2 separate regions of the Homo sapiens genome follow, and region 1 is linked to region 2. Evidence: chromatin contacts called from ENCODE Hi-C or POLR2A ChIA-PET data. All regions are on one chromosome and are shown on one strand. Each heading gives the region's core, a stretch centred on a gene start or an enhancer-like site at or near the end of the contact. The rest is flanking DNA. Distances are from core to core; before and after follow the strand shown.

Region 1 (5,075 bases), core at 1,953-4,452, 230 kb after region 2:
CAGAGCATTCAGTTTAAACATGAACTCGGAGGGGACACAAACAAAAGATAGCCGTATATGATAGATGCATTTTGGCTCATTCAAGATCATCCCACCATGAATATGTCAGCAAACAAGGGGAAGTAAAACATTAGTATTACAAAATAACAAAAACTAACATTACTGAATGCTTCCTAGGCACAGGCACTGTCCTGAGAAGTTCATACATATTAACCCACTTATTTCAGACCTAGGGTATCTATTTTTTTTTTTTTTTAGACGGAGTCTTGCTCTGCCGCCCAGGCTGGAGTGCAGTGGTGCAATTTCTGCTCACTGCAAACTCTGCCTCCTGAGTTCAAGCGATTCTCCTGTCTCAGCCTCCTGAGTAGCTGGGATTACAGGCACCCGCCACCACACCTGGCTAATTTTTATATTTTTAGTAGAGATGGGGTTTCACCATGTTGGTCAGACTGGTCTCAAACTCCTGACCTCAGGTGATCCACTCGCCTCGGCCTCCCAAAGTGCTGGGATTACAGGCGTGAACCACTGCGCCCAGCCAAGTGTCTATTTTTATTATCCTCAATTTGCACTTGAGGAAACTGAGGACCTGAGATTATAGGTGATCTGCTCCTGGGCACACAGCCACTAAGAGATAGAGCCAAGATTCCCAACCACACTGCTGCTCTCTGGGGTTTTTGCCCATTGCACCTTCTGCCCTCTGGCCAGTCTCTGTTGTGCTTTGGTTTCCTAGTGCATCACAGCCTCGTGGAGTTTCACTTGAAGGAACTGAGAAACAAGGACACCAACATCGAGGTTACCTTCCTTAGCAGTAACATCACCTCTTCATCTAAGATCACCATGTACGTAAGTGTCCCACCTGGTTGACTCCTCCCCTTAGGAGTTGGTTACTTTTTCATTTTACACACATGGACATCCCAGGTCAGGGACTGTGTGATTGCTGATGCATGGGCCCAGCCGGCTTGGCTGGGGGCAGCACCTACTATAGATCCAGCCACAGACACATGCTGAGGAGCTGTTCAGTAGTGGGTCCAAGTATAGCAGATTCAGATGAGAGTAGGCAGGGCAAGCAGGCAGCAGGGATGGCATGTCCCAACAGATGGAGAGGACATAGGAATCAGGTCCCTGAGAGGAAACAGTACTCTGGAATCCAGACAGTGCGGGTATCAGGGATGTCAGTAGGGAGGAGGGCCTCAGTCACCAGCCCAGGAAGGGCTAGCCAGAGCCTGGAGAGCACCCACTCCTGGGAAAGGAGAGCAGTTCTGGGTCAGTTACCAGAATGGAATCTGAGGCACAGGGTCAGTCAGCAACGGAGTGCGAGCTGAGGGCCAGACTAGCGGCCAGGAGGGCTTGGTGCTGGGTGATTCCTGAAACTGGGGGTAGTCATTCCCTTCCTTTGTTGGGGCAGACTTGGGCTTGGGGGCTGGTGGGACTACGCTTGAAGTGAGAGGGCAAGGAACCCCAACTGTAGGGAGCCACAGCCTGCAGGGGATAGGAAGTCAGCAGCCATGGTGCATGCTTCTTTAAAAAGCAACCGGTTAGTTATTCACAAGCCAGCGGGAGACAGATTGTCAGATAATGTCACTGTCTCAGTGAGAGTCCGGTCAGGAAAACAGAGGAGGTCCAAGAGAAGGAATTTAGCACAGTGAACTCATTACAAGTGTGTTGGATGAGCTGGAAAACAGAGATGGGGACACAATGCAGAGATTAATCACAACAGGAGCCAATACAACCCTAGGCTAGAGGGACAAAGCAGGAGTGGAGTTGGCAAAGCTGGGTCCACAGGGAAGGCTGCTTGGCAGGAGCTGAACCCATGGGAAGTGCGGCCCCTCTGGAACCCCTGCCCAAAGCAGCCACCCACCTGAGCATGCTTCCACTGGGTTAGACCTCACTGGAACCTGTTGGTGGGGGAACCTGCAGGGGAATAGATCAGTCCAGAGCAAACAGGGAAATGACCAGTGCACACACACTTAAATGAGTGAGCAATGCCCTGAGAGTGACAGCATAGAAGACAGAGTCTGACTGAGTCCAAGGAAATGATGAGCAGGCTTTCCAGGAGCTACCCAGGCCAGGCTTAGAGAGAATGTGACACCTCTGGTGTGTCTGGAGCACAGATTTGGGGTTGTGGGGATGCTGTGAGGCTGGAGAGGCAAGTCAGAGCCAGACCCTGCCAGGCCTTGAAGGACAGGTTTTTATCCTGAGAGTAGTTTGGAGAGCCACTGGGAGTTTTAAACAGGACAGTGATGAGATCAGATGTGAGTTTGGAGATATTTCTCGGGTTGGGATGTTGGACATGAACTCTGCTGTGAGGCACTACAAGTTTCTGCTGGAAGGAGTGCATTTCACTCCCAAAACCGTGGCCACTAGCTGGTGTTCCTTCTGGCTCACCCAAAGTCACACAGCTAGGTACAGCCATCAGGATTCCAGCACAGGCCTGCAGGTGCCCACAGAGCCTTGCAGATTGTGGCTGGATATCAGTAAGCCAAGTACCTTTCATTAGACCCGCTCAAGGTTGTGCTACTTCTAGAAGGGTGTTTTCATCATCTTCTAGCCCATTGGTAGGTCCAGCAACACTGGCAGGAGTCATGAAAATGACCCACAACCCTGACTGCACGTTAGAATCACCTGGAGAGCTTTAAAAAATACTGACGCCAAGCCCCCCAACCCAGACCAATCACATCAGGGTCTCTGGGCATAGGCTCCACAGCTACATTTTAAAAGCTCCCCGAGTAATTCCAGTCAACATCCACAGATTAGCGCTTCCTCCTCCATGAAGAGGTTCACATAACTCTTTTGAAGAAGGCACCAGAACATGATTCACTTCTTGCAGATCAGAAATTGGGGGAAAAACGGGGAGGTTATGTGTGGTCTTTTTCCAAATTTCTATAGCTTTATGCGACGCTAAGATTTCCTTCTAATTGGAGAATTAACCTGGGCCAACTCCCCAAACCACTCACTTAAAAGATTTTTCATATTCCTTGTATTTTACAAACTCTTCAGTCTAAGCTTAAAGGAAACAATCTTATTTATTCCCTCTGTAATATTTCAAAAGACTTGTGAATTTAAAAAAAGAGGGAATGGTTTTTAAACAAAATTATACATGATCTTCCCTCAGAAGGAAAAAACAAGTGATATGACTAACACTGGACTAAAAAGAACACAAAGAGGCCCTATCACCACTCTGCGAAGGCCAGAAAGGAACAGGAAACCCAGTTGGCAAGGGTGGTTCCCCACACCACCCCTGCCCCCGCCGAGAGGAACGCAGCGCCCTCCTTCTTTCCTCTTTTTCAGAGTCCCACTTGGATTCCAGGGAGGATCACAAAGGGCCCCACAAGTCAAATTCCTTCCCTAGCTGGGTGGTGCAGCTCTGCTGGGCGCCCTCCTTGATCCCCCACTCACCACCCTCAGGATCTGCTGGCTGGGCTGTGCCTTGCACTCAGCGTGAAGACTTTCCTCATTGAATCTCACGATTTTTTGCTTTTGTCTCCAGTACCTAGTACCTAGGGGGTACCACAGCCCTTTTGGAAGCACCCTGCTAGGTTGATCACTTCATACTCCTCCCTCATCTTTGTCTCAGTCCAAAGTGGTGCCTGAATCTTTAAACATAAAGGGAATCTGGGGGGGCAAAGCCAAGAGGCTGGGTTAAGACAGAACTGGATGCCATTTTCACTCTGAGTCTCCTCAGCTGAAGTCAGTATGAACCAAACCCTACGGTTCAAGTTCATAGCAGCATGTAGGGAAGCTGGAACTTACACCTAGTTGCTATGTGACTCCACAGCCACCTTGCCAGCTTAGGTAACTTGTCCAAAGCCATACAGCTGGGAAGACAAACCTGGGTTCCACCCAACTCTGTCTGCGCTTCATGATGTTTTCTTGTTGCTGTTTCCACCCACACATTCATACTTAGCCTAAAACAGAAAAGTCCTTACACAGAATTCTTTGAAAAGGAATGTCCTAAAAGAGGGTTTCTACTTCTGGGTAATTAGATCTGAAGGTGAAGATCTCCTCCAGCTAGGAATCCAAGAACGAGGAACAGTTTTTCCAGATATGAAAATCCAGGAGCTACTATTTTGTTGCAGTGTCCACTTGTTTATTCTAAAAAATCAACAACTACTTTCTTGGTCATATTCAAAGCTGTAGGTGTGGGCAGAGGGGCTGGTGAAGGTGACACAAAGGACTGTGGTAAGGAGCTAACCCCTTGGTGCATGACAGCCAACCAGTGCCACCAGCAGAGCCCGATCGGAGCCAAAGGGGAAGTACAGGTGGTAAGGGCTACAGTCATTTACTTTCCCTTTACCCTTTTCTTGCAGACCTAAGCAGCAACGCTATGGGAAAGGAATCATAGCCCATGCCACCCCACAATGCCAGATAAACCAAGTGAAATTCAAGTTTCAGTCTTCCAACCGAGTTTGGAAAAAAGACCGGACTACCATTATTGGGAAGTTCTGCACTGCCCTTTTGCCTGTCAATGACAGGTAAGCCCCAGTATTCACCTCTGCACCAGATGCACTCACACATCAAAGACCAGTCTTGGCATTAGATGTGCTGCCTATTGAGGTTCAATCTCATCATAGTGATTATCATCTTAGAAGCAGAGATGACAGACACCCGGTGTTTTCCAGAACCTCCTGTGGGACCATCTTGGGTTGGGGAAATTCCACTGTATTTGTTCTGCATATTTGGTTTCTATGTAAGATTTTATTAGAACAAAGTTTTCTCATTGCATATTTTCTCCTCTGTGGCCTCCACTCCAACTGTGTCATGGGTCACATTCATGGGTGTGGATCCAGAATCCACATCCCCTTTCCCTTCCTCTAAAGGCATTTATGTCATTAACCTTACCACCCCTGGGCACTTGGACCACAGGAACTGGCTCTTAATTGTAGGTGATTGCAGATTTCTTTCACCAGACATCATGGGAATTCAAAAGCCACACAATGCCAAGCCCTGTCTCCTCACCAGCCACTGCTCTCTTATTGCTCTTCTCTTCCAGAGAAAAGATGGTCTGCTTACCTGAACCAGTGAACTTACAAGCAAGTGTGACTGTTTCCTGTGACCTGAAGATAGCCTGTGTGTAG
Region 2 (4,755 bases), core at 536-3,035:
GGAGTAGACGTGTATACAGTTGCACATGAGGTAACACCGACCACCAAAATAACACATAACATTTGTTCTCACAGCTGTATCCTTCAGGGCTGACTTGCCTGTATCTCTCTCTTCTATTTCTGTTAAGTAACCAACAAGCACCATTACAAATTACAAGGCAAAGGACTTGTCTGGCAACAGACTGTTAAAACTCCCCTATACTTATCCCATGACTTTCCAGCCCCTTTAATACAAGACATTTTTCTCTTTCAAAAATGGGTCAGACCAAAACAATACAGAAAATCTTTAGAACAACATTTTAAAAATAATTCTAAACCCGGGCCGGGTGTGGTGGCTCATGCCTGTAATCCCAGCACTTTGGGAGGCTGAGGCAGGTGGATCACTTGAGGCCAGGAGTTCGAGACCAGCCTGGCCAACATGGTGAAATCCTCTCTGTACTAAAAAAAATACAAGAAATTAGCCAGGCGTGGTGGTGCATGCCTATAATTCCAGCTACTCAGGAAGCCGAGGCACAAGAATCACTTAAACCCAGGAGGCAGAGGCTGAGGCACGAGAATCGTTTGAACCCAGGAGGCAGAGATTGCAGTGAGCTGAGATTGCGCCACTGCACTCCAGCCTGTCTCAAAAAAAAAATAATAATAATTCTAAACCTGTATAACACTCAGTGAGATCTTCTTAAGTTAACTCGATACTTTCAGCATTTTCTTACTTTTATATTCATCTATTTGCTTTGGTTTGGAAACTTCTTGGCAGTTATTGCCCAGTTTTGCAGGAGTTAATATTTCAACATATAGGTTTTTATATACATGGCATGTGAGTATTAGGTCATCTAACTGCTGAGTCTCGATGTCCTCATGTGTTAAAGATCATTACACTTCCTTACAGGGTGGTCATAAGAATTTTAAGCATACAGTTATGTAAGATGCCCAGTTTAGTGCTTAGTACCAAGTTAGAAATTATTTTCTAGATTCCTGGCAACTCGCGTATCATCTCCAAGCTTATTTACTTCCCACGTAGGCTTTTCTCTTCCTTGCCTTTATTTCTAAGTCAAGAACTTGGTCTGGGCATAGTGGCTCATGCCTGTCATCCCAGCACTTTGGGAGGCCGAGGCAGGCAGATCACCTGAGGTCAGGAGTTCAAGACCAGCCTGGCCAACATGGTGAGATCTCCTCTCTACTAAAAATACAAAAATTAGCCGGGCGCGGTGGCAGGTGCCTGTAATCCCAGCTACTCAGGAGGTTGAGGCAGGAGAATCACTTCAACCCGGGAGGTGGAGGTTGCAGTGAGCCGAGATCACGACACTGCACTCCAGCCTGGGCGACAGAGCTGTACTCCATCTCAAAAAAAAAAAAAAAAATTCACTCCTCACAACTGTGCTTTCTAACAGTTAGTTAATTTACATTTCTAGTTTCTCATCCTCTGAATCAACAGGAAGAAGCCTGAGAAAAGGTGGGGAAGGTCTAGTTGTTAATAGCATTTGTTTCCTTGCTGGGAAATCAAACCCCCCTGTCTGGGTCCATCTGCCAGAGAAAACTTAAAACAAAAAGTTTTAAAGTTCTAAAATAAGACAAGATTCTGTTTATTTTTCCTTTTTGTCTTCTTCATTTTGAGCAAACATCATCCTACCGCCTCCCATCTGTCTCTTTATTTTTTCATGGTCTACATTTAATGCCTAGTAGATGATGGCTCTGTTTAGCAACTTTAGCAGTAATCTTTTTTTGAAAACTGCTCTACCTGCAAAGTTTAAAAGTGATCTGTATGGCACAACAGCAAATGAACCTACCAAAGCATCATGCTGAAATTCTGTGCATATGAGGAAGTGCTTTCTCTTTTGTCATCCAGATGTTACCTGTCTTTATCTGGGCGGTTATGCCCCTGTTAGAATGCTGTGCCTCTCTAGTATTCAAATGTCGTGTGCCTGCCCTTACTGGAAGGCCTGCTATTGTATGTGTGCCCCGGCTGCTGACCATACACTTGTTCCTTTTTACTAGGAAAAGAAACCAAGGGAAATTTCAATCGAACAGTTACCACCGGTGGATTTTTCATTCCAGCAACAAAGATGCACTCCACCGGCACCGGCAGCTCATGTGACCTCACCAAGCAGGAGGGCGAATGGGGCCAGGAGGGGATGCCTCCCGGGGCTGAGGGTGGCTTTGATGTGAGCAGTGATCGCAGCCATCTCCAGGGCGCTCAGGCCCGGCCCCCACCGGAACAGCTGAAGGTTTTCCGGCCTGTTGAGGATCCGGAGAGCGAGCAAACAGCCCCAAAGATGTTGGGTATGTTCTACACTTCGAACGACAGCCCTAGCAAATCCGTCTTCACCAGCAGCCTCTTCCAGATGGAGCCCTCGCCGCGTAACCAGCGCAAGGCGCTGAACATCTCCGAGCCCTTTGCGGTATCTGTGCCGCTCCGCGTGTCCGCAGTCATCAGCACCAACAGCACGCCGTGCAGAACACCCCCGAAGGAGCTGCAGTCTCTTTCCAGCCTGGAAGAGTTTTCTTTTCATGGATCAGAGAGCGGAGGCTGGCCAGAAGAAGAGAAACCGCTGGGAGCTGAGACTTCTGCAGGTAAGTAGAGGAGAGAGGGTATCTTTCCGTTGCAAGAGAGAAAAACCAGACTTAAATTTGCTTGAGTTTGCAAGGCAATATAGTGCGGTGGTTAAGCCTGTGGGCTCTAGAGCCCGATTGGGTACAAATCCACGCTCTGCCATTTTACTGCGTGATCTTCAGCAGGTTAATGTAACCACTCTGTGCCTCGGTTTCTTAATCTGTAAAATGGGAATAATTATGTTAATAATACCTTTTTCATAAGTTTGTTGTAAATATTAAATTATTTAATACATATGAAGCTCTCAGAACAGTGTCTACATACAATAAGTATATAATAAATATTACCTATTATTATTTTATTTGCTCACAGAGTGAGAAGGCAGGAGAAAAACTCACAGAATGGAATGCAGAGCTGCAGAGCTGGAATTGGGGATTCAGTTCTTCCAGTCTCCTTCTCTTTCCATCCACCCATCCTTATTTCTACTTTATATTTGCAGACAACATGGCTAGCAACCCTAGCAACGAGAAAGAGCATCCCTCTCCCAATTTTCTGATATCAAATGCAGGAAGGATTCTGATTGGATCTGCCTGAGTCCCATGCCCAGCCTTGGACCAATCACTGTTTCCAGCTAATTGGGTTCTGAGATTGGCCAGACTTGAGTCTCTGGGTGTGTCTGGAGTGAAGAGAGTTTCTTTAATTAACAAGCAAACATGGGCCACATAAAATGGAAGCAGGGAGAACCCCAAAGGAAAGGGTGGCTGACAATCAAACCAACAAATGTTTATTGTGATTTAGGAATGTTTCTTTTCCGTTAATATTAGTCATTTTCAGCACCTATTAGGTTGTCAGGCACTCTCCTAAGTGTCCTGCAAATATTATCTCATTTCTCCCCTCTATCCTATGATATAGATAGTCACTATTATCCCCATTTCCTTAAAGAGGAATGGTTTATTTGCTGAATCACTCATAGCAAGGAAGTGGAAACACCAGGATTTTAATCCAGACTTTAAAAAAATCCATGCTTGTAACACTATACCACGCTCCCTCCTGTGTTCACTATGGGCTGTGGAGTTAAAAGATTGTTAAGACATGATCCCTTCCCCACAGTGAGCTCAAAAACTAAGAAGGGAAATTGAAACTCTGCACTGAAGTTCAGCACAGGGTCAGCCTATGGAAGCAGCATAAGAGCCTCCTCAGGATTTTTGGAATTAGGGAGGGGTTAGGTACCCAAAGCATCATGAAAGAGGTGTTCCTAACAGATGGCAAGGGCATGAAGGAGAGACAGTCCTCTCAGGAGGATTCCAGGAAGATTTAGAAGAGGTGACATTTGGACTGAGCCTTCATAAATGGGTAGGGTTTCTCCATGCAGAAAAGAAGAGAAAGGGCATTCTGAGCAGCTACATGTTGTGGGAAGTATGTAGGTTTTGGAACCCAACTGGGCTGATTCGGATGCTAGCTTTACTGCTTTTTGTCAGTTTGGCAGTGGGAAATTTTGGAGCCTGTTTCTCATCTGCAAAGCTGGGGAGACTCCTATCCCAAAGGCTGTAGTGAGGTCTGAATGGGAAAATGTCCATAAAATACCTGTCCATAGTTTGGCTCACAGAAGATGTGAGTAAATATTAGTCCCTTCCTCCCATTTCCTTTCAGGATGGGTACGCAGATGAGCAAATCTCGGGGTATCAAGTGATGCCTTGTCTGGAAAACGATGTCATGGGCTGGTGTGGGTCATGGGCAGCAAGATGTCATGGGCAGCAGGATGAGGGATAGGGGAGGGAGTGAAGGCTTTGAGGAAAACAGTGTTTCCAAAGGCTTTTGTGAGATTTGTTATCCTCTCTGGAAGAATAGGTCTCTGGGCCCCATGGGGTCTTTTAGAGACAGTCTGTTATCCGTTTTTCCCCCTCTCTCCTCTCTATAAATAAGAATACACATTTTGTATTAAGTTGGTCTGGGAAAGACACTAATGGAGACTCCAGCCTGCCTTCCTACCTGTGGCCAATGGGCAGTCAGGGCAGAAAGAGGGGCCTTGTGGAAGGCAGCCATCCAGATCTGAGACTGAGGGTGGAAGGGGGCTGCTGAGAGGCTCAGGGGCAACAGGTCCCCTCACCCTGCTCTCTGACGGGGTGAGGTTAACTTCAGTGTCTTATCTTCTTCCATGATTATTCCATGTGGAGAACTTCACCTTCATTAATTAAATATTTTTCTTTC

What was found. A loop is a pair of places that touch in the nucleus more often than their neighbours do. ChIA-PET counts read pairs that join two places held with the same protein, here RNA polymerase II (POLR2A). Pooled maps may share reads with other maps.
Region 1: a pooled map shows a loop between it and region 2 (2.6-fold over the local background). The contact joins two enhancer-like sites. A Hi-C loop is called at or near these places in 1 of 37 single-sample maps with no recorded cell type and 4 of 50 pooled maps. POLR2A ChIA-PET finds 5 or more read pairs at or near these places in 2 of 52 experiments (OCI-LY7 and WTC11).

The regions. Positions count from the first base shown.
Region 1 is chr3:119,624,394-119,629,468 of GRCh38, forward strand. It overlaps PLA1A (phospholipase A1 member A), which reads left to right. Exons shown (of 11, transcript NM_015900.4): 9 at 731-839; 10 at 4,308-4,472; 11 at 4,991-5,075. The coding sequence ends at 5,075. Among named protein-coding and RNA genes, the nearest start is that of PLA1A, 29 kb to the left of the region's middle. Within about 2 kb of position 3,203, at least 15 of the 41 ENCODE cell types and tissues checked have a DNase peak (open chromatin) inside an H3K27ac peak, as active enhancers do.
Region 2 is chr3:119,399,831-119,404,585 of GRCh38, forward strand. It overlaps ARHGAP31 (Rho GTPase activating protein 31), which reads left to right. Exons shown (of 12, transcript NM_020754.4): 10 at 1,992-2,567. LOC124906273 (a long non-coding RNA gene) reads right to left here. Exons shown (of 2, transcript XR_007096027.1): 1 at 4,537-4,755; 2 at 1-2,767. Among named protein-coding and RNA genes, the nearest start is that of TMEM39A, 61 kb to the right of the region's middle. Within about 2 kb of position 1,786, at least 2 of the 41 ENCODE cell types and tissues checked have a DNase peak (open chromatin) inside an H3K27ac peak, as active enhancers do.